3 separate regions of the Mus musculus genome follow, and regions 2 and 3 are each linked to region 1. Evidence: chromatin loops called from intact Hi-C (ENCODE). Cell type or tissue: left cerebral cortex. All regions are shown on one strand.

Region 1 (8,000 bases):
AAGTAAACGATTTGCATAAAAATTTCACAAGGTGGGAGAGATGAGAGGTGTGGGAGATTTGCAGAATTTTGGCCCTCAGTAAGTTGTCCACCTCTGATAGAAAAAAGACATTTCCCCTCACAAATAGCAAAGAAACCCCAGGCAAAGAAAGGCCTAATGTCCCATTTCTTAGGAGCTTGTCAGGCTATCTGTGTAACATACAGGATCAATAATGACCTGATGTGATGATCTTTACAAACAGGAAAGCACTGAACTTGTATTTTCTAATAGGAAGAGGATTAAGAGGAAGTGGGGTGCAAAACAAAGTCTAGGGAACAATTCCAAGAATGTTAACAGAGAAAAACCTGTTACGAGGTATTTTAAGCACAATGTGTCAAACTCTGAAAAATACATTCCCTAAGGAGTACAGACATCAGACAGCAAAGACTGGCAGAAGTTTTTTTCTAAATTTCTCTATTTGTTACAGGGTTTATTATTGACACTCCAACTTATAAAATCTTTACAGGAGGCAGGTATAGTGGCGCATGCCTGTATCCAGTACTCAAGAGACAGGAGCAAGATCTGAGTTTGAGGGCAGCCAGGGCTACACAATGAGACCCTGACTTTAAAACAACAAAAACAAACAAACAAAAAACTTTAAAGCTGTGATTCTCAACCTTCCTAATGCTGCAACCCTTTAATACAATTCTCATGTTGTGGTGACCCCCAACCGTAAGATTATTGTATTGTTACTTCATAACTGTAACCTTGCTACTGTTATGACTCATAATGTAAACAACTGATATGCTACCCTTCTGGAGGTCACAAGCCCCAGGTTGAGAACTGCTGCTTTAAAAGACTGCAGTGTTCAAAGCTCTCTCTCACACATCTCACCAAGCAGTATGCCATGCAAATAGCCAAGTAGTTAAGCAACATTTCAGTGGTTTCTCCCTAGCCCCAAACCAAAAGATAAACCTGTTAGGCCAGCTTTATTGCTAGAACAAAAGAAAGACAACTAACCACGAAATACTTAAACTAGAATTATAGAAAAGAAGGAAGAAGAGCACAGAGTCAGGACATTCAAAACATCCTAACTCTCAGCTCAGGGCCCCACTGCTTCCCAAAAGCAGGGAACAAAACAGATCATTTGCAATTAGCAATGTTTTAAAAAATAAAGCAGAAATCATCAGAGAAAAATGTACAGACTACAGACTATTTTGCACTTTTTCTGGGTACATTTATTTCTACATACAGGCATGCAGGCATGTCCATGAAATCTACAGATAAAGATTTCTTGCTGAGTTTCAGTTTTTAAAAGTATTTTTAAAAACAAGTTCCTTTTAAACTGCCCGTTACAAAGTATTTCCATATTTTTTTAACGAAAGCATTGTAATAGCAACTGTAATGTTAAAAACATTAACAGATGGCTAATCCTACCTTCAAATCTCTCATTCAAAACCCATTTCACCTTGATTCAGTGCTACATTCTGTGCTGTTATGAATAATATCTAACAGAGGTGGCAGCGGCAGCAGCAGCCAAAAGCAGAGCTGCCGGCACTCAGCCTAAGGTGCTATAAGCATCACACCCGCCTGTTGTCTCCAAAGGACTTCACAGCCATAGAGGCATATGTAGAGTATAAAAAAGATATGGTATGTTCACCAACAGTCAGAAGTACACATAGCTCTCTCCAATGCAAGATGCAGAACTAAGCCCTACACACACAGACACACACACACCAGACTTGGCCCTGGAATGGAATTTCTGGAAACTGTCCATTCCTAAAATATTTTCTCTACATAATACTGCCTGAAGCAAATATCTGGTGGAAAAGAATTAACACAGGCAACAGCTACCAACTCTATAATTAGGCCTAAACTTGAAGATGCTTAGGCCTGGGGGTATGTAGCTACTGAGTTCAATCCACAGTGCTAAGAACTAAAGGTTGAAAAATAAATAAATAAAATCTACTGCCTTGAAGAAAGCTACACAAGAGTTCCTACTAAGGTGACACAGAGATATCTTAACATTTTCAGATGGCATCTTGGGGAAGAGAAGCAACAGCGGTAACAATTATAAAAATAGATCTTAAAAGAGAGAATAAAGCCGGGCGTGGTGGTGGCGCACGCCTTTAATTCCAGCACTCAGGAGGCAGAGGCAGGCGGATTTCTGAGTTCGAGGCCAGCCTGGTCTACAAAGTGAGCTCCAGGACAGCCAGGGCTATACAGAGAAACCCTGTCTCAAAAAACCAAAAAAAAAAAAAAAAAAAAGAGAGAGAGAGAGAGAATAAAGTACACTAAAGTACTCTTGCCTGATGGCACAGGGCTTTAATTCCAGCATGAGGCAGGCAGAAGCAGTTAGAGCTCAGTGAGTTGAAGACCAGTCTACACAGCGAGTTCCAGTCCAGCCAGAGCTATGGTGAGATAGGGGTGGGGGTAAAGTAAGGCTGGGATTGAAAACAGGAAGCACTATATCAAAAGAAGAGTGCTTTATCACTGTGCTGTAGAGAGTGTTTAATCTAAAACCACATTATGCAGCATCAGATATTTCGGTCACAGGCTGAGCTGCTCAGAGCCTTAGCCAATCATAGCTTGTGTCATATGGCCCTACACCTCTTTCCAGATGAACGGGCTAGCACAGGGCACCCCTGCCAGGGGCCTTCTACATAAAGAGACCAGAGAGAAAACAATGGCTGAAGCAGATGAATTTATGAAAAGGAAAAATGAAAACGGGTTAGAGAAGTGAGACCAGAAGCTAAGAGTGCACAGGCAAGAGGTACCCAGGACCACTAGGATGGAAGGAAAAGGAGCCGCAGCTCGCAGAGCCGATGCTGGTTGGTAGGGATCATGATTTCTGCAGCTTCCTAGCTCTTCCACGAGAATCCCTTTTTATCAGGGTGGAAGGAAAGAACTGTAAAACGTAAAGGGCAGGGAACAAGGACACGAATAAATGTGTAAGGGGATTTATAGTTTTCCGCTATAGTAAAATGGATGTTCCAAGATCCTTAGCATTGGAAGTCTGAGATAGACGAATCGATCTGTTCATTACTGTAGACACGGGGAAAGGAGAACTGCAGAGAAAGCAGAGCTAAGGTCATGCGGATGGTGGCAGAACAGGACAAGAACCAAGGCTGCGGTTCTCACCTTCTCCTCTACTGCACTCATAACACCAAGGAGAGACATTTTCTTCAAAATGAGTGTTTCTGCCGCACGTTTTAAGGTTAATCAGAAATGTTTGCATGCGTATGCCCCCTTCCACAATTATTAACTGCTACTGTTCTAGCAATCATTAGAAGGCTCCCCTTTCCCTAAAGATATCACACAGTCACATAAATCATCATGTCTCGACTCAAAATAGTACATACAGGGCATACACGTTAAATAAAAATGAAATTCAGTTAAAGTTTTATAAAGCTTTCCTTGAAAACCCAATGTCAATAACATTGAGAAAGCAAGGGTAAAAACAACTGACAGAACCTGAACACGTTGAAGTCGTTCCTGATCAGATTTACTGCATTCACTCAATGTGTCTCCAGACAAAAACTATAACCTGGGAACAGAAATCCTAAGTGGGTGTCAGGTGATGGTGGCGCACACCTTTAATCCCAGCACTAGGGAGGCGGAGGCAGGAGGATCTCTTGAGTTTGAGGCCAGCCTGGTCACGAATAAATGCGTAAGGGGATTTATAGTTTTCTGGTCTACTGAGTGAGTTCCAGGACAGCCAGGGCTACACAGAGAAATCCTGTCTAGAAAATGAGAGAAGGGGAGTGGGGAGGAGAGAAACGACTGAACCATTAGAAACAGTACAGAAAGTTGACATAGGGCAAAGCTGCAAAGGATCTGACGGACAAAGCCTTTAATCTCCTTTTAAGGGTTTCCTATGGGACCAGGCTAGGGAGGTGGGGGAGGTGAGTCCTTGTACAGTTATATACAGAGCTGATCCCCAGGAAAGCAGAGTCATCAATTTCCTTAGAACATTCTCAGCCATCTTAAAGGGGCGGAAATTAAGAAGCCAGCATATCTTAAGGAATTCTCTGCATGTAAGAAGTAAAAATATAAACTGAACACACAACCTAGTGATTAACCAAAAGTCCACACACTTCGAATCACATTCAAAACATCTTTTCATCAAATGAAAAACTCAAGGTGTAATAGCTTATTATCCATAAATCTAACAACTTAAAACTGTATGAGATCTCCATCTGCTGGATGAAACACATCGGCTTGGAGCCATTGCTTAGCCTGAATGAAGCAGCAGGCAGAGGGACGCCAGGGGTTCGAATCCTGGCTGCCTGGCCATTCAATTGCCACCGCCTGTACCTACAGCAGATAAAGTTCCTCCCCAGCCTCCCAGGAGAAGAGTTTGGCAGGTTTAATGGGCATTTCACGTCCTTCTCCTAACGAGAGAATTGAGCTGTCAAGAGTGGAGCACAAATGAGCGCGGCCGCAGAGACTGCCCATCCCCGCAGAGCACCGCGGAGCCCGGCCCGGCGGTCGAGGCTGTCAAAGTAGCAAAGCCGGGGCCGCAGGGACACCGCCTCCCGCCTCCCCAATCTCCTCCGTCTGACCTGGCCTGCTGGTTTCCTTTCAATCACGCGGGCCGCCGCCGCGGGGCTCACAAACTGGAAGTACAGCCACAGCCCGCCACGGGAGGGCGTTAGCGGCGCCGCAACAGCCTGCGGGCCAGGACGGAGGTAGGACCGAGAGCGCTCGGCACCCGGGGACGCTACTCCCGGTTTCCGCTCCGCCTCCCGGCCACCCTTCCCCCATTCTCCGGCCAGGGCCTACTGCGCGCGGCATTGTGGGGAATGTAGTCCCGCCTTGCGGAGAGACAGCACGTGCTGTTGGCCCAGGGGCTCAGGGCGACGCGGTTGCTTAGCAACTAAGAGGCGCAGCAGCTGCATTGCTACTAGAGAAAACTCAGCACCCTATTCGCCACTAGTGGTGAAGCATCCTACTATCTACCTTCCACTAGAAAAGAAACCCCTAATGCTGTTGTCTGACACTAGAGGGCATCCTAGTGTTGGAGAGTCCAATGTCCCCATGGTGCTCCTGAAGGTCCTCACTCAGGGAAATAGGATAAAAAAATAACTAAAAGGACTAAAGACTAATAGAAACAAACTATCCTTTTCTGAGGACTGGAGACCTAGCTCAAAAGTTCAGACAGTTTGCTGAGGGACCAGAAGACCAGAGTTCAATTACCAGCTCCCACATCAAGAGGTTCATAATCTCTTGGAACTCCAGCTCCAAGGGATCCCATCTGCTTCTGGCCTCTGCAGACCTCAGCACACTCACACACAATTACATGAATACAAATAAAGTGTTTTAAAGATATTCTTGTCACGGATGGTATAAATATGTATACACATGACAAATACAAAACAACTTGTAGACAAATTATTACAATTAATAAGAGTTTAACAAAGTTAATACATTTTTAAAAAATCAAGTACTTCGGGACTTGGTATGCAGCTTAGTGGTAGAACACTTGGCTAGCATGAATATGGCCCTGATTAAATGCTCAGCACACACAAAATTACACGTTAAAAAGTCAAATTGGGCTGGAAAGATGGCTGAGCCCTTGTGCTTAGAGAGCACTCGGGTTTAGTTTCCAGAATCCACATGGTGGCTCACAACCATCTGTCACCCCATTTCTGGATATCTGACAGTCTTCCTCTGGCCTCACCAGGAATACAGTTGGTACACTAAGGTATATGCAAGCAAAATACCAATACTCATAAAATTCTCTCTCCCTCTGTCTCTCTCTATCTGTGTGTGTATATGTCTCTGTGTGTGCCTCTCTCTGTGTGCCTCTCTGTGTGCATCTCTCTCTCTGTGTCTCTGTGTGTGTCTCTGTGTGTCTCTCTCTCTGTGTCTCTGTGTCTTTCTCTGTGTGTTTCTCTCTCTCTCTCTCTCTGTCGCTCTTTCACACATACATACACACACACACACACACACACACACACACACACACACACCAAACAAAACAGGAGGACCTGGAAATCAAATGCAGCCTGGGAAAGACAGTTTTAACAGCAACAAACAAAAGACAAGCCTTAAGAGTGGAATGAGACCCTTGAAATATATAAATCAAGAAAGGCCTTGTACTCAGAATGTACAAAGAATTTTAATCACAAGAAAAAGAATCAAGGGCAAAACAAAGTGTTCCATCTGTAGAACACCAGCACATGTAGGGGTTTATTAATACCTTGTATGAGGATAGTTTGATCCTCCACGTCACAGTAGAAGGAGGGGAGGAGAAGGAAAGGGGGATCCAACCAGGGCCCTAACTAAGGAGAAAAAAAACCCATGTAACCAATGCACAAAATGGGATAATCTGGACACAAATGTTCTGTGCTCTCTAATGCTGCTAGACATATATGACCCTCGAGGATCTACAATGTAGTTCGTCTGAATTAGGAGGTACTGTAACAGCAAGCCACCACATAGATGCTGAAAACTTGCTACATAAGAAAAAAATGTAGATATCAACCAGGGTTTTAATCTGTTGACTATTGTCTTAGTCGGGGTTTCTATTCCTGCATAAACATCAGGATCAAGAAGCAAGTTGGGGAGGAAAGGGTTTATTCATCTTACACTTCCACATTGCTGCTCATCACCAAAGGAATTCAGGACTGGAACTCAAGCAGGTCAGAAGGCAGGAGCTGATGGAAGGATGTCACTTTGCTTCCCCTGGCTTGCTCAGCCTGCTCTCTTAAAGAACCCAGGACTACCAGCCAAGGGATGGCACCACCCACAATGCGCCCCGCCCCCTGCGATCACTAATTGAGAAAATGTCTTATAGGTGGATCTCATAGAGGCATTTCTTCAAGGGAGGCTCCTTTCTCTGTGAAAACTCCAGCTTATGTCAACTTGATACACAAAACCAGCCAGTACAACTATAAATGTTAAATGTTTTATATATATTTAGCTAAGTAAATGCACTGATAGAATTTATCTTTGTGTGTGTGTATACCATGCAACAAAACCTTTACCAACGTTTTAAACAGAGGTTCAGCCAATACTGAAATTTATAATTTCTAAACTTAAGTCAGGGGCAAATGGCTATAGTGCACAGTAAAACCATGGATGCCTATAAGGTCTGCAAACTGAAGAAATAATAGCCACCGCTCAGGTGGAGGATAAGTTACAGAGTTGGCTCTCTAGATATTGTAGCCAGCAAGAGTATGGCCATCTTCCATCTGTTGCCTCTAGGGATGAGGCCCTGCTGGCCTAAGGGAGTGCTTTCCTTATCCTGGCTCTTGGGTCTTGGCCTTCACATTTTTTAAAGACGGAGTCTCTGTACAAAGCACTGACTGTCATAGAACCCACATAGGCTCCTGTCTTAGTCAGGGTTTCTATTCCTGCACAAACATCATGATCAAGAAGCAAGTTGGGGAGGAAAGGGTTTATTCGGCTTATACTTCCATGCTGCTGTTCATCACCAAAGGAAGTCAGGACTGGAACTCAAGAAGGTCAGGGAGCAGGAGCTGATGCAGAGGCCATGGAGGGATGTTCTTTACTGGCTTGCCTCACCTGGCTTGCTCAGCCTGCTCTCTTATAGAACCCAAGACTACCAGCCCAGAGATGCTCCCACCCACAAGGGGCCTTTCCCCCTTGGTCACTAATTGAGAAAATGCCTTACAGTTGGATCTCATGGAGGCATTTCCTCAACTGAAGCTCCTTTCTCTGTGATAACTCCAGCTGTGTCAAGTTGACACAAAACTAGCCAGTACAGCTCCTGAGAGCTGTGATTGTGAAAGACCCACAATGTAAGGACTCCCCCATGTTCTGACTCAGGAGAGGCAACACCCCACATCACTCATGAAAAACGGTCTTGATGCAAACTGAAAGAGGTTTATTTGGGAAAGACCAGTGCACTGGGGACGACTCGTATCCCAAGCAGGGATAGAGGAGTGGATGACAAGCTCAAGGGATAAGGGGTTTATAAAGTCAAAAACCGCAAACACCTGGCATTGGGCTATAGCATTTGGCAAGCTAGCAAGTTTGCATAACGGGTTTAA
Region 2 (8,000 bases), 78 kb before region 1:
TGTAAAAATTCATATATTCCAGCAAGTTGTTGTTGAGGACACTTTCAAGCTTAAATTCTATCATCTTTTAGTCCCCTCTTGTTGAACATCATTGGAAATGCTAATTATTTACTGAATAACTTGTTTTATATGCTTAGAAGGTAAGATCTTCAGAGATATGGTGTGTACCTTATACTAATCTTTCATTTCCCGTACATGCTCCAGTGCCTAGCACATAGTGATACAACAGCATCTGCTGCTTGAACAGATGAATAATAAAGTATATGAAGACTTGAGAAACAACATTATGAGTTGCAATAATTAATATTAGTTAAAGAAAATATCTTTTTTTACTCAGTAATTTACTTAAATTTTAGGGTTTGTGTGTGTTATTAAACAAATACCAAATAGATAAGTAATACAAAATCCAAGCAGTACCAAGGATTTTACAATATGACTAATAATTCTTTCTACCCTTCTGTTCCCCCAATTTTTCCCTACATATAAACACTAGTGCTTGTAGTTCCTTGCGAACTATGCTAGAGATTAGATGTGTGTACTGTTGTTTTAACTTGGAGATCTGCTCTTTTAGAAAAGGATTCTGATTTCTTTACAATAATTTCCTACAATTCTATTGTCTGGGTGTATCATGACTGGTTTTACATTCATTTAGCAATTGATATTCAATGGTTTATGGTTTATATTTATTAAAATTATACTGCAATGAACATTTTTTTTCTATAAATGCAGTATAAGATAATTATTATACATTAAGATTTGTGAAGATTACCAAAACTTCATTCCAGTTCCATTACTATCAACTGAATGGCCTTGAGCAAGTTTTTACAACTTTTTGAAACTTCATTTATTTAGTCCTCAACTTAGCAATGACAATATAACTTACCTCCAAAGTATAGATGAGGAGCCAAAAAGTTAAATAAGCTACTTAGGTAATATTTCTACTAGTGCACATATTCAGTAATATTGTTGTTATTAGTAGTGGCAGTTTTCATGAGCATATAGGATATAACAATTTTAATCTATCAGATTATAAAGGTTGGAAGTGTTTGAGAACACACAGTATGAATAAAAGGTACAGTATAAATAAAAAAGTAAATAATAACTTGCTCAAGACCATTCAATTGGTAGTATTCTCTTTTAAGTGGCAGAAATCAGGCTGAGGAAGCAAACAATAGATCTTCACCCTGATTTGCCTCTGTATTTCCAAATCTCTACTTATGTGTCTCTGCTCTCATCTCAACCTCATCTCAAAAAGATTTTATGATTTGCATCTTGGGATAGGCATTAGATATATAGGAATAGCAACAGTAGTTTTAATCTTTTTATTGCATTCATCTAAGGAATGTTTTCTAACTTTTTGTAGTGTGTATTGCTGTGAGTTTAAGACCTGTCTGGTCTACAGAGTTCTAGGACAGCCATAGCTACACAAAGAACCTTTAAAAACCTAAATAAATAAATAATGCCTTATTCATATTTTATACCAACTGCATGCATGCACTTTCTTCTATCATTGGAAATGGAACCCCTTTCCATTCGGCAAGTACTGTATAACTAAACCACATCCCCAGTCCTTGTTTATTGAACAGGGTCTGACTAAGTGTTCAAGACAGGTGCAAACTCAAGGTCCTCTTGCTTCAGCCTCACAAGTAGCTGGAATTACCAGGCACAGTTTGCTGATAAGATTTTGAAACAGTATTTTGGATATATTAAGTTAAATAAATATATGTATTAAAATTATTTTACCTGTTGCTTTTGCTTGCACCAATGTGGCTGCTAAAACTAGCTATAATTACTTATAGGATTCACATTGTATTTCTACAGTAACAGCACTAACCTAGGAAGTATTAAGTTAGTACACATATAGTTCCTATATAAAAACCTTAAATATATAATTTGTCATTCAGTGCGGGGTACCACTAAGTGGCACATGTGCTAAATAATATAGAATACAGACCCACATAGATCTACAACATGTGAGCACCATTTAAAAAGTGTATGTACAACTGGAGAAATGGATCAGCTGTTAAGAGTTCTGGTTGTTCTTCCAAAGGAACCAGGTTCAATTCCCAGCACCAACAGGGCAACTCACAACTGTCTATAAATCCAGTTTCAGAGAATCCAATTCCCTCTTCTGAACTCCATGGACACCAGGTACGGAAGTTGTACACAGACATAAACACAAGCAAAACACACATGCATATAATTTTTAAAAATAAAAAGTTTGTGTGTAAGTATATAATTTACCATAAATTCTGCCGATATTTCTGTAGTTTTAAGAACTCTTAATCATAGTCTTCTATAGCTCTTTATATAACTTCTACTTTATACACTGTACACTTAACTTCATTATAAAGGAGTTTCCAAGCCATGGGAAGTGTAGTTAAATACAATTTCCTCTCCCTACCCCCATCATGTATAGTTTGCAGAATCAAAAATTCATCAGTAACAGTACATTATAGATTCACTTCTTAACATCTGAAACCCAAGAACTTTGGTGTTTAATACTGTTATGCTGTTTTGTTTTGTTGAGAAAACATCTGTGTAGACCTGGCTGTCCTTGGAGATCCACCTGCCTCTGCCTCCCAGATGCTGGGATAAAAGGGGTGTGCCATCACACCCTGCTTACTTTGTATTTAAAACTGAATATACTTTCCTGATTTGCAGTCTATCATTGAAATAAGACACACTTTATTAGTTCTCCAGATTTCAGAATTATATACTTATCTTACAATAAAATGCAGATCACTAAACAAACAAACAAACAAAACCTGGGTTTTCTTTGTCACCTGCCAGCGGCTAGAGTACAGAAGCTTTTCCTCTCCCTATCTTTACTCCCTTTACAATCTACTACCACCTGATATGCTAGAAACTTTCAAGAAGTTTCTTTGAAATGGTGTAAGTGTATCCAAAATGGTCCAATGTTTGACATATTATCTGAGCTTCCACACAACATAACTTCTAACAAAACAATGCTGTCCCAAACCCCAGCATGGAAAAGGGGAAGTGGGTACCCCTAGCAAAGAAGCTACTCAAAATTGATAGCTTCTGGGAAAGAGAAAATCAGTATTCCTTAATGGAGGGATCCTGGATACATCAATCACACTGTGGATCAGGCCTCAGGTTCAGTCAACACAAACTCAACACCATGGGTTTTCATTTTGTTTTAAGGAACATGAAGTTGTGTGGGTAGGGAGGTGGGTGAGGATTTAGGAGTTGGGAGTGGGAATAAAAGAATCAGAATATACTGTATGAAATGATAAAAGAATAAAAAATAAAAATGTAAAACAGAAGTATGCTAAAAGATTATTTTATAAAGATATGGTGTATTTAACTAATTAATAAGTTAAATGTAATTAATGTTGTTTTTAAAACTATACTGCCCCAAACCTCCATCAACAGAACTATTCACTTGTATACCAAGAAAGTCGGGAAAACACAAAATTCCTGCGTGTGACTTACAGGTAGGCCAACTTGGAAAGGTGCTACCTACAATTCCTTCAGTGTCAGCAGGGACTATGATCCCACATATGCTACACTGGTCCACGACAGGATCAAGAGCAAAACTTTATTTTGAGGGGAAGAAGGGTGTGAGGTGGCTATGTCCACAATACTTTGAATAAAATCCTCAAAGAACTAATAAAAATGAGGAAAGTATTGTGAATGTGTTAAAGGCACAAAAAGAGGACAGAACTTAGCTTTCTGACACACACAGGCCAGAAAGCTAAGATCTGCTTTTGTTGTTTTTTTGGATGTTAAGTAATTTTTTTAAAAAGTGTTTAGCCTAAATTTTCAGGAAACAATCTTACAAAGACCCCTAGGTGGAGCTATAGCTTTAAAAATACAACAGCATGTGGCTTTCTGACCCCATTGAACATGACTCTGAAGTTCCAATCTTGATAATTTTCTTGTTTAATTCAATTGTAAGCATTTTTTTCAACATAGGAAAACTGCATGTTGCAATCAACTGTCTTGTAATTATGTCTTGTGTTATATGATTTAATCAAGATTAGGTACTGGGAATGAAAACAAAAATCACATTTATTATTAGATTTTTATTTTTGTTGGAAAACACTTGAGTTGATAAGAGGAAGGTAGAAAAGAAAAAACAACCAATATTATATTTACCTGGGCCCAAAATGTTACTGCATCTTCTACATGACTTCCAACAACATCTTCAACTAAAATAAAATCACAATGCAAAACAAATTAGAAGTTAATCAGTATCATTTAGTTATTATACCCCCAAATAATATTTAATGCCAGTACCTTTATTGTAATGTGTATCTTCATCCATTTGGACAAGTCCTGGAAAACTAACAATTCAATACCTTGAATTAGGTTTTTATATCCATTAACAGTGAAAAAAATCTAAACCACATATGTTCAAAGTATTTGCCCTAAGATGGTTATCAAAACTCAAACTCTATACTAAAAACTTCCTGTTTTCTCATGACTGTTTCTTGTATTTGTTCTGAAAATATTATAGTTTTCAATGGCAAAACACATTATCTCTGTCCCTATCATTATCTTTAGCCAAATCTTTACAGATTTACAAGTAAGATAACTCAAACAGATTTTGATCACTTATATAAATCAATATTTTGAAACAACATGCAGTGTGTGTGTGTGTGTGTGTGTGTGTGTGTGTGTGTGTGTGTTGTATGTGTCTTGCCTGAATGCACATCTGTGTACATGCAATGCATGTTGAGGCCAGAAGGGGGACAAAAGTGGGCTTCAGATCCACTGGGACTAAAGTTACAGCCATGTAAACTGCTGTGTTGATGCTTCCAGAGAACTAAAGTTCAATGTTTAACAAAACTAAGCTGTCCCAAGTCCCAAATGCCAACATGGAGGAAAGGAATTGAACCCAGTCCTCTAGAAAATCAACAATGCTCTTAACTGCTGAGCCATCTCTCTAAACCCATATTAACAACAACAAAAACAAAAACAAAAACAAAAAAAAAAAACAACAAAAAAAAAAACCTCTCAAACAAGAAAATTCCACAATAAAATAAAAAAATAAATAAATAATAAAATGCCTGAGAGTGGCTAGCCTGGGAGTGGCTATTGGCTATTTTGTTTTTTAAAATGCCCTAGAATTAAAAACTGAAATATATCAAATTTGCCTATTACTTCAAAAATCATGTTTATTACATAAAAAAAGTACTTCAAAAGAAGTGTCTACTACTTTACGATTTGATTCTCAAAAATCCAGGAATCACTTTCTACTCATAAATTAAAATGATAAAATATGTAATCTACTTCACTGTTCAATTCCAACTGATTTTATTTCATTCTCAAAATAGGCGCACTCTCCACCCTCCAAAGCTGGGGGGTGTGGTTAGAGCATTGGTTTGTCCTTCAACTTTAAGGTAATTCTACACATTCCAATAAATAGGGGAAAAACAATTTTTCACAAAACTGCCCTTAAAACGTAGGGTACATGCCATGGTTTGAGACTCATTTTTTGAGAGCTTTTAGATCATCCAAGAACATCTAATCTACATCAAGGTTTCAAATGCTCTCAACTATGAAAAGAGTAATTAACTCATCACAGCAAATAATGGAGCTTATTTATAGGAATTTAAAACTTGCAAATTTTGTCTAGCTTAATTTTTTTTCAAATAACATCACTGAATCATCTTCAAATCTGGGATCCTTTAAAAAGTAGTTTTAAAATTCAGCTGTGGAGAAGCTGTTTTAAAAAAAAAAAATGGAAACAACAATATGAACTAAGCAGTACCCCGGAGCTCTTGTCTCTAGCTGCATATGTATCAAAAGATGGCCTAGTCGGCCATCACTGCAAAGAGAGGCCCATTGGACTTGCAAACTTTATATGCCCCAGTACAGGGGAACGCCAGGACCAAAAAGGGGGAGTGGGTGGGTAGGGGAGTGGGGGTGGGTGGGTATGGGGGACTTTTGGGATAGCATTGGAAATGTAAACGAGCTAAATACCTAATAAAAAATGGAAAAAAATTTTTTTTAAAAAATGGAGTCTTTTAGTGAGAAAGAATATTTCTCTGGAAAACACTATTGTTTGCTTGGTTGGTTGGTTGGTTCTTGGTTGTTTTCGGTTTTTTGAAGACAGGTTTCTCAGTAGCTGTCCTGAACTCTCTCTGTAGACCAGGCTGGCCTCAAACTCAAAGATCTGCCTGCCTCTGCCTCCCGAATGGAGTAGGATTAAGACATGTGTTACCACTGTCACGGGCACAGAAAAAATTAAAAGTTTACTTTGGAAATCCTGCCACTTGTTTTAAGAAACTGGTTTTCTAGCCTTATTTTAAATCGTTGTTAAAAGACTTGCCAAGGAACTGTAGTGACTTTAAGCAGAGGTGGAGGGCACGACGGCGAATTCAAATCTCGCCTTGAAATGGGCCAAGGTGAGGTAAAGATGCTGGCTTTCTGGGGGGCCTGGAAGGCTAAAACCACAGACGTCGCCAGAGGGGAAGAAAGTCGTCCACACAGTGGGTCTGCGGGCAGCTCACCGAGATTTGTCCACACAGTGGGTCTGCGGGCAGCTCACCAAGATTTGTCCACACAGTGGGTCTGCGGGCAGCTCACCGAGAAGCTGCGGCGCCTTCGAGCTCGCCGGAAGTAGGCCTCAGCCCAGACCTAAAACGCCAGCAGCGTGGACAAGAACACCCTGGGAGCGGCCCCTGTCGCCCTCGCCACCAAAGACTACCACTGACCTTACACTTTGCGCCACAGCCGTCCCAGCAAAGAGCCGCTGGCCCCACATACCAGGCGCTCCACCCTCAGCCCTCCAGCCCTCAGGCCAGCCCTTGGCGCCGCTTACCGCCGAGCTTCCACGCCTCAGGGCACGCACTGCGCCTGCGCATGCGCGAGGTGCTGCTGCGCTATAGCGGAGGGAGCGCAGCCCTGGTCACGTGGGTGGCCGGCCTCAAGGCCTCGAGCGCAGCCAGGCCGCCCACGGTCCACGCACGCGCTCCGCTCTGCTCCCGAAAGCAGCAGCCTGGCCCTGTGTGCAGTCAGTTTATAGGAGGGCGCCCCACACCCCGCCAGTGATGTAAGACCGTGACATGAAGTTGCGTGGGTCTTCCTAATTTGTACCTCGAGATTTAAACTTTTTTTTTTTTAAAAGCCAAAATTGGGACAAACTGGATATTCTTTTCCCAAAGAAAAGAATACCGTAATAAGTGACAATATCATTTTATAGATCAATAGCTTTACACATATTTCTCCCCAAACTTCGCATCCACATCAAACATTGCAGGGGACAGCAGGGATCGGTGGGGACTGGGATGGGATAGGGTTATAGGCAAGTTATTACACTTGGAGGAAACATTGCACAGCTAAAAACCATCTCTATCTAGTTCTTTTGTTTTGCAAAGGAATGAATTAAAACCAAGGCCTCACGAAAGATCACTACCAAGGAGCCCTCCATTTAATTTCTAAAGCTTAAAGTATAATTTGCATAGACTACAGATATTAAAGTGTAAAGTATTTTAATATTTTTATACATCACTGAAGTCATCCCCATAATAAAACATTTCCATCAACCTCAAAAGTTTCTTCATGTTGTTTACATTAACTGGCCCTCCTTATGTACCTTTCTGTTTCTTGTAACTGAACGTTAATTCTTTTTTTTTTTTTTTCTAAAACTGTTGACAGAATCACACATAAAGACCATTTTATTTGCCTTCTTTCAAATGGCATGGGTATCTTAAGATAATTCCACCTGTTTTCTTCTATATATCAACAGCTTGTAACTTCCCAGGTACTAGTCCACTGTGGATGCCTAACAGGTTTTCTACATTTCTGGGTAGAAGGGTTGTTTTGACTTTAGACTTCTCTCAAATAAAGCTGTTATGGCCTTCAATTCTTTCCGTGGACATACCCTTTCATTTCTTTTGGGCTAATGTCCCCTAGTGGATGGTTAAATGGTAGAAGAGTGTACAAGAAGTTGCCAGACTATTTAACAAAGAAGCTACTCTAATTTATATTACCACCATCAAAGTTTATATATTCTAGTTGCAAGG
Region 3 (8,000 bases), 91 kb after region 1:
TTTGTTTTTGTTTTTGTTTGAGACAGGGTTTCTCTGTATAGCTCTGGCTGTCCTGGAACTCACTTTGTAGACCACGCTGGCCTCGAACTCAGAAATCCGCCTGCCTCTGCCTCCCAAGTGCTGGGATTAAAGGTGTGCGCCACCACGCCAGGCTCACTTACAGTTTTGGTAGATCATTCCATCATCAGGCAGGTATGGTGCTTTAGCAGTACCTGAGAGCTACTGAGTACCCTGATGTGCAGGCATAAGGCAGAGAGAGAAACAGAGTGACGCACCTCCTCCAAGAAGGCCACCCCACTAATCATTCCTAAAAAGTTCACCAACTGAGGATTAAGAATTTAAATAGGGGGCTGGAGAGATGACTCCGCAGTTAAGAACACCGACTGGGGCTGGTGAGATGGCTCAGTGGGTAAGAGCACTGGGCATTCTCATCCAACCTGTCACAGACTCCTGTGGGCACCAGGTATGGTATGAACACAGTACACAGACATATATGTAGTCAAAACATTCATACATATAAATAAATCTAAACAAGTTGTTTTAAATCATTGTTATAGGGTTAGAGACACAGCTTAACGCTAGAACATCTGCCTAACATTTGGGAGGACTAGAGTTCACCCTCCTCCCACCCCTAGCAAGACACTAGAAGAGGACTTGGATGGGTTCATCATAAAGAATGGCAAGTTCAGAGACTCTTTGGGCACAGTGGCACATGCCAATAGCCCCAGCTGTGTGAGTGGCTACAGCAGCACGGCTGCTTGAGGAGCAGCATGGCCCTGTCTCAAAACAGTAAAAAGCACATGCTGACCACCCAGAGTCAGTCACTGCACAGTGTACCCACAAACCAAGCCACCATCCTTACCTAAAAATATATACAAATATATGGCAATTAAAAAAAAAGTTCTAGCTGGGTGTGATGGCACTCACCTTTAATCCCAGCACTAGGGAGGCAGAGGCAAGTGGATCACTGAGTTCGAGGACAGCTTGGTCTACAGAGACAGTTCCAGGACAGCCAGTGCTACACAGAGAAATCTTGTCTCAGGAAAAAAAAAAAGTGATCTTAAAGCTCTCTTCTTCTCGACCTATCCAACTTCAGGATTCTTCTAGAAATTTGTTTGTTTGTTGTCTCACTGTGAGGTAATTTTTCCTGATTCATTTATTTTATGTTTGTGTGTGTGTGTGTGTGTGTGTGTGTGTGTGCGAGCATGTGTGTGTATCACACATGTGCTTGGTACTCATGGAGATCAGAACTGGGCATTAGAGCCCAAGGGACTGGAGTTCAGATCCCTAGCACCAATTAAACACCAGGATGTAGCGGTTACTTGCAGTTCCTGAACTGAGAAGGTAGTGATCGGGATTTCTGGAGCAAGCTGGCCAGCTACACTGGTTATATTGGTGTAGATTCTCAAAGACAGTCCAACACGGGCACCCCATACAGGCAAATAAATAATACAGAAAAATGTCCACTACTGTATTTGTGAGCGACATTTCATCCAATGTAATGTGTTTTCTCCACAGCAGATAGTAAGACTACTCCAGCAGCTGGAGAGGTGTTCAGAGGTAGAACACTTGTCTAGTATGGACAAGGCTCTGATTTTCTCTCTAGCCTTGCAGAAAGGAAAAGAATTCTATTGAAACAGGACTGGGTTAACTCGGTACAGTGGCACCAACTCATATTCTCAGGACTTGGAGGTAGTGCGTGCGGCAGGAGGATTCACTGAGAATTCAGGGCCACATAGTCAAACCCTGTCTAAAAACCAAACCAAAGCAAAACCCAAAAACAGAGCAAGTAAAGTGACAGTGGCTGACGTAATAATTCCTATGCAGGGCATATATCCAGAAGATGTCCCAACCGGTAAGAAGGACACATGCTCCACTATGTTCATAGCAGCCTTATTTATAATAGCCAGAAGCTGGAAAGAACCCAGATGCCCCTCAACAGAGGAATGGATACAGAAAATGTGGTACATCTACACAATGGAGTAGTACTCAGCTATTAAAAAGAATGAATTTATGAAATTCCTAGCCAAATGGATGGACCTGGAGGGCATCATCCTGAGTGAGGTAACACATTCACAAAGGAACTCACACAATATGTACTCGCTGATAAGTGGATATTAACCCAAAACCTAGGATACCCAAGATATAAGATACAATTTGCTAAACACATGAAATTCAAGAATGAAGACTGAAGTGTGGACACTATGCCCCTCCTTAGAATTGGGAACAAAACACCCATGGAAGGAGTTACAGAGACAAAGTTTGGAGCTGAGACGAAAGGATGGACCATGTAGAGACTGCCATATCCAGGGATCCACCCCATAATCAGCTTCCAAACGCTGACACCATTGCATACACTAGCAAGATTTTATCGAAAGGACCCAGATGTAGCTGTCTCTTGTGAGACTATGCCAGGGCCTAGCAAACACAGAAGTGGATGCTCACAGTCAGCTATTGGATGGATCACAGGGCTCCCAATTGAGGAGCTAGAGAAAGTACCCAAGGAGCTAAAGGGATCTGCAACCCTATAGGTGGAACAACATTATGAACTAACCAGTACCCCGCAGCTCTTGACTCTAGCTGCATATGTATCAAAAGATGGCCTAGTCGGCCATCACTGGAAAGAGAGGCCCATTGGACACGCAAACTGTATATGCTCCAGTACAGGGGAATGCCAGGGCCAAAAAAAAAAAAAATGGGAATGAGTGGGTAGGGAAGTGGGGGGGAGGGTATGGGGGACTTTTGGGATAGCATTGGAAATATAATTGAGGAAAATATGTAATAAAAAAATAAAAAAAATTCCTATGCATTGCTTTAATATGCTGACTGCCAAGGTGAATCTACTCCACTTGTGTTACCAGGGAAGCAACAGATGCAAAACAAGCTTTGATTTAGGGAGGGAAGAGGGGAAGGAGAGGGAAAGGAGAGGGGAAGAGGGGAAGGCTCTGCTCCCAGCTATCACCACACCCCTCTGTAGTATGGTGTTCAATCAGCAGCCAGAAAGAGCTCTCCAGAGTGCCATCTGTGACCCTGGGAGATGCTATCAAATCGCCAACGCCAGGCAGGAAGCAGAGCTTCCCTCCAGTGTTCTACCTGTGTTCTATAAGGCCTGGATGTGGAGTTTTACTCAGCACAACACAAAGCAAACAAAAATCTTGGGAAAGGTGACAGATAGGTGGTTGATTTCCTCAAGGGCACCGTTTAATGACGGGCAGTCTGGAGAGCTGAAATCCAAGGGTCTGTGATTGAGGCTCAAAACTGCTGGCAGGAAACAGGAAACGTGTGAACTTGTCCACCAGATTCTGCATTTAAAGTTAGAAAGGAGGGGGTGGAGAGATGGCTCAGCTGTTAAGAGCACTGACTGCTCTTCCTAAAGGTACTGAGCTCAGTTCCCAGCAACCACATGGTGGCTCACAATCATCATAATGGAATCCGATGCTCTCTTCGGGTGTGCCTGAAGACAGTGTACCCATATACATAAAATATATAAATCTTAAAAAAAAAGTTAGAAAGTAGACTATCAATCCAGATGCAGTGTGTGTGTGTGTGTGTGTGTGTGTGTGTGTGTGTGTTCCTTTAGGTGGTAACTGAGTTTCCTGTGGCATCATGAGGACCAGCATCCATAGACCAGGTGTCTCCCCCAAAGCTTGTACCTCCAAGGGACACAGTCCCTTCTATGAGCTCCATGGTCACACTGGTGTGCTCCCCCACCATCTACCATATACACTCCCCTCACAACTCTGTGTGTGTGTGTGTGTGTGTGTGTGAGAGAGAGAGAGAGAGAGAGAGAGAGAGAGAGAGGGAGAGAGGGGATTTAGATAAGTCCTCCAAACGAAAGCTTTAATATGGGTCCTTAGAGACATCTAAGGGTCTCTTGGGCACATCACTGATGTTTTTAAGGATAACACACATGGCCGAGTGCTTCCTTGTAAGCCACAGGGTGCGACCATACCTTATGTTTTCATTTCTTACTCCCAATGGTGCTACACTTGGGGATACAAATATTTGTTGAATAAGTAACTCTACATCACAAATGTTTTTGATGACAGCAGAGAGAGAACCGTAGACTTGAAAGCAAACAAGTGTATCTTTGCATTCATCTGAGTGTGCTGAGTTCTGCCACACTGAGCCACCGCCTTTCAGTTCAGGTCCGACCTCAGGCCTTGGAAGGCATTGTGGGAAATGATGAAAGATTGTGATGTTCTGTGGTCCCACTGCACTGATCTGAAATTAGGACTAAGGTTTTCCATATCCTTAGAAAATATAATACGAAGTATATTTTGAGTTTGAAAAATGTTGGTCTGTCTGTATTCTCAATTCTACCCTTTCAAGGTAGGATATTTAAAGGAATCTCAAGGGAAAAATACACCCCCTCACCCCCATACATACACCAGTCCAGGTTTCCTATTTGGTTCAAACTCTAATGCAGAGGAGATCCTGGTCATTCAGTCTCCGGAGGATCTGGGGCTACAGACATGCGCCACCATGTGGCTTGCACTTTAAAAGGCACCAGTACCTTCTAGAGGGCAGGGGAGTATGCACTTGTCAGACTTGAACAACAATTAGGTAGTCAACTATTTTTAATGAAAATTTATACACTGCAGGCTGGTTACTAAATAGCATCACACGTCCATTCAACAAACATTTGTATGAAGCAGCATTTAAAGTCCTGGGAGATTAGTAGTTACGGACATAGATGAAAAAAACTCTCTCCTGGAATTTACTTCCCTGTGAAGTAGGTGAGACAGCCAAGGCTCAGGGGACGGCTCGCAGAGGCACTGCTACAAGCATAGACTGTGCAGTACCGATGCTTTAATTGGCTTTACAGTCCTTCATGACACAAAATAAAAATAATAAAGAGAGGAGTGCTGAGTTGCAGGTGCACCGTCTGTCTGCCTTTGATTGTGTTAGGAATTTGAAAGTTTTTTCCATTTAAAATGTCTAGCAACTCAAAAATTAACAGCTCTAAAAAATTAAGGAGAAGTGAATATAAGTTTGGTTGTTGTATTTTTAAATTACTAGTTCTAATTTTAGATGATATTGCCTCCTCTCTTACAAATTACATGTAAAAGGCTATATAGCAAGATCCAGTCTCAAAACAAACTAGCAAAAAATAAATAGCAAAGTATTTAAATTTCTGAAGTGGAATAAAAGGTTTATAATTTTTGTTTTTTCTGTTTGTGTTGCTGATAACTCCAAGTTAGCAGAGCCAAGTGTTTTCTTTTTTCTTGGCATTTGGAACTATAAACTAATTAAGCTTTTCTACTAATTTACCGGTTTGTTGCATAATAAAATCATTTGCATAATAAAATCTGTGTTAACGAAATCTCCTCTCAGCCTGCCTAAACTCTGAAAATTTAAGTCCCTCTAAACATGTTAAACATCATAGGTGGAACCTGCAGTTAAAGTATTTTCGATAAATTCCAATATTTTGTTTTTTCCCCCATTTAGTTTTAAGTGAGAAAAAAGAAATAGCCCCTAAGCTGCCTGTTTTACTCTAACAAGGTCGCCTGCTGTCTTGAGAACGAATTACCTGGGTTCCGTGCCCTGGACGCCTCTCGGAGCCCTTCCGACTGCACTCATCCCTGTTCTGAGGCCCCCTGCAGGATCTCCTCCTTCACAGCACCCGGCTAGTCCCCTTCCTTTGGCAGTTCTCAAAGGCTCCATTCGTAAAACAGATCACAAGTTTCACTATGTCGAAATTCTTTAATTCTACATAAAATGTCTTTACTCTTAAATGCAGCTCGAATGGGTGTTTCCGTTTATGGGGGCCGGGGGGGGGGTAAGGGGTAAGCCAGAGCTACTCACTGACTCACAGAGGAATTTTCTGTATCTGTTTTTAACAATTCTTACGTCATACTTAAGAAAACAGCAAGGATGAACAGAGGTGCCTGTGGTGAGCACTGCAATGTTTTAAGTTTGATACCTACAGTCTAAATATAACAAAATAAAACAAAACCAAAAACAAGTAAATTGTGTTTTGTTTTGGCTAGAATATCTTCTAACTGGTTTCAACGGGTTATGGGTTTTTGTTTGTTTTTTTGTTTTGTTTTGTTTTTGTAATGATCTATACTTATTTTCTACAGAGTTAAGATACACATGTAGAGATGTCTTTAGGAACCTAATGGAAACCCAGGTGGTGGTGGTGTACGCCTTTAACCCTAGTGCGAGCAGGCAGAGGTAGTGGATTTCTGAGTTCTCAGAAGGCCAGCCTGGTCTACAGAGCAAGTTCCAGGACAGTTAGGATCACACAGAGAAACCCTGTCTTGAAAAACCAAACCAAACAAACATGTAATGGAAGCAGAAAAGCAATGTTAAACATAGTAGGTACTAAACATCCACGCGATTGACCGTCATTTGATATTTGATGCATCGAGTGCTTTTATCTTCACTCTATAAATTGTTTTATGGTAATGATTTACTTTTGAAATACAAAGAGGCACAGAGGGAGCTCTTCTATGAAGACGAGTTGTTTTTCTTAGAGAGTGAAGACATCCTATGGACTTGTCAGGACCGTGGTCTGTGAGAGTGGCTGGCACCAGGGAAGGACACTTCTCAGGGACCATTTCCATCCCTCTCACTTCCTCACAAGAGTCTGCCTCCCTCTCTATCCTTGAGCTCTGCTGCTCCGTGGCAACAACCCGTAGGAGCTCCTTCCTCTCTTGCTTTTTTTTTTTTTTTTTTTTTTTTGGTTTTTCGAGACAGGGTTTCTCTGTGTAGCCCTGGCTATCCTGGAACTCACTCTGTAGACCAGGCTGGCCTCGAACTCAGAAATCCGCCTGCCTCTGCCTCCCGAGTGCTGGGATTAAAGGCGTGTGCCACCACGCCCGGCTTCTTGCATTTAGGACATTCTATAAAATGTCTTGATGGCACAAAGTGAGTGATCCAAGAGCCATTTCTTTCTCATTTATTTAAAATGAGGGAAAAACAAATCCTGTTTTCTGTCCCTGTCTTCTGGGGCTTGGACCTAGCCTTGCTGTATGGCCAGGCAGACAAAGCGCTCTGCCTGTAGGGACATCCACAGTCCTGTGAACTGGGATTTATTGGGAGCGATGTGGCTGTTGTTTCCACCTGTGAATATTTTAAGGTTTTATAGGGACTAGTATTTCCAGGCACGGCACTGTGCAGTGTCCATAAACCCTCCTCCAAGTGCAGTGGCCCAATAGCATCATTGACAGTCCCCATTTTAGTTCAGAATTCCACAAATATTTGCTGAAGGCTACTCAGTGGCCTTGCACTGTAATAAAGATAGAGAGGGGGTTGTATAAATCGTTTAACTCTTTTTACAGCCGTGTAAACAAAGGCACAGGAGGTGGGGAAAAGGATACACCTAGGGTCACGAAGGGGCCAGCCACAGCCACAGAACACAGGCATCCAGGCTGCGCTGACAGCTGAGGGGGGCCTGACGATTTATGGGTAAATGAAGTTATAGACGATCCCTTCCAAAAGAGGCACAGCCAAGGCTTGAGTCACCAGCCTGGATCACTTCAATTCATGTCTCTAGTCAGGGTTGAGAAGCCAGGAGCACTCATAGCCAGTGCCCACCATCTCCCAGTGTGTCTACCAAGTGTCGTCCAACTAAATCCCTAGAAGGGACTAAAGGGGAGAATCTGAACCATGCTCTGGACACAGACACACACCCACAGACACACATGCACAGACACACACATAAATAGCAACCCACATCCCCCCACTCCTCCCACACCTTGCAAGGAGAGTCAAGCAAGAGTAAATTAAAACCCAGGGCCACAATAGGGCTAAATCTAAACATTACATGTCTTGCCATTTGATGTGGCGAGGACTGGCTTAGCTCACCACCAAGTGTGTGCAAGGCAGCTGTTTGCAAAGCTCATCCCTTGGCCCTCAGACTGAGACAGCCGTGCACAGAAGCAAGCTGCTTGAGCCATGAGCTGACATCATGGGACCCTCTCCCTCCCCTAGCTCTTCACGTCTGATGGTGCGAGGTGGGCAGAGTCAGGGCTTTCCATTAGGCAGACATT

Evidence for each region. Peaks named below come from ENCODE experiments on the same cell type or tissue, not always from the same donor. Only the 100,000 strongest peaks of a DNase experiment are listed, where the experiment ranks them.
Region 2: it touches region 1 in a loop (8-fold over the local background); 7 of 42 quality-filtered maps call a loop at or near these places.
Region 3: it touches region 1 in a loop (3-fold over the local background); 6 of 42 quality-filtered maps call a loop at or near these places.

What each region holds. Positions count from the first base shown.
Region 1 is chr6:49,316,025-49,324,024 of GRCm38, reverse strand. It overlaps Ccdc126 (coiled-coil domain containing 126), which reads right to left and starts at 4,751. Exons shown (of 3, transcript NM_175098.6): 1 at 4,545-4,751. In left cerebral cortex, CTCF peaks have their summits at 4,723 and 4,924; DNase peaks (open chromatin) are centred at 2,567, 3,961, 4,255, 4,805 and 1 more place; H3K4me3 peaks cover 1,154 bases; H3K27ac peaks cover 612 bases.
Region 2 is chr6:49,394,374-49,402,373 of GRCm38, reverse strand. Stk31 (serine threonine kinase 31) reads right to left here and starts at 6,770. Exons shown (of 24, transcript NM_029916.2): 1 at 6,690-6,770; 2 at 4,267-4,313; 3 at 4,126-4,178. The coding sequence starts at 6,739. In left cerebral cortex, CTCF peaks have their summits at 3,822 (motif pointing right), 4,721 and 7,891 (motif pointing left); DNase peaks (open chromatin) are centred at 3,792, 6,876 and 7,880.
Region 3 is chr6:49,224,977-49,232,976 of GRCm38, reverse strand. No RefSeq gene overlaps it. Among named protein-coding and RNA genes, the nearest start is that of Igf2bp3, 14 kb to the right of the region's middle. In left cerebral cortex, CTCF peaks have their summits at 4,479 and 5,604; DNase peaks (open chromatin) are centred at 4,502 and 5,585.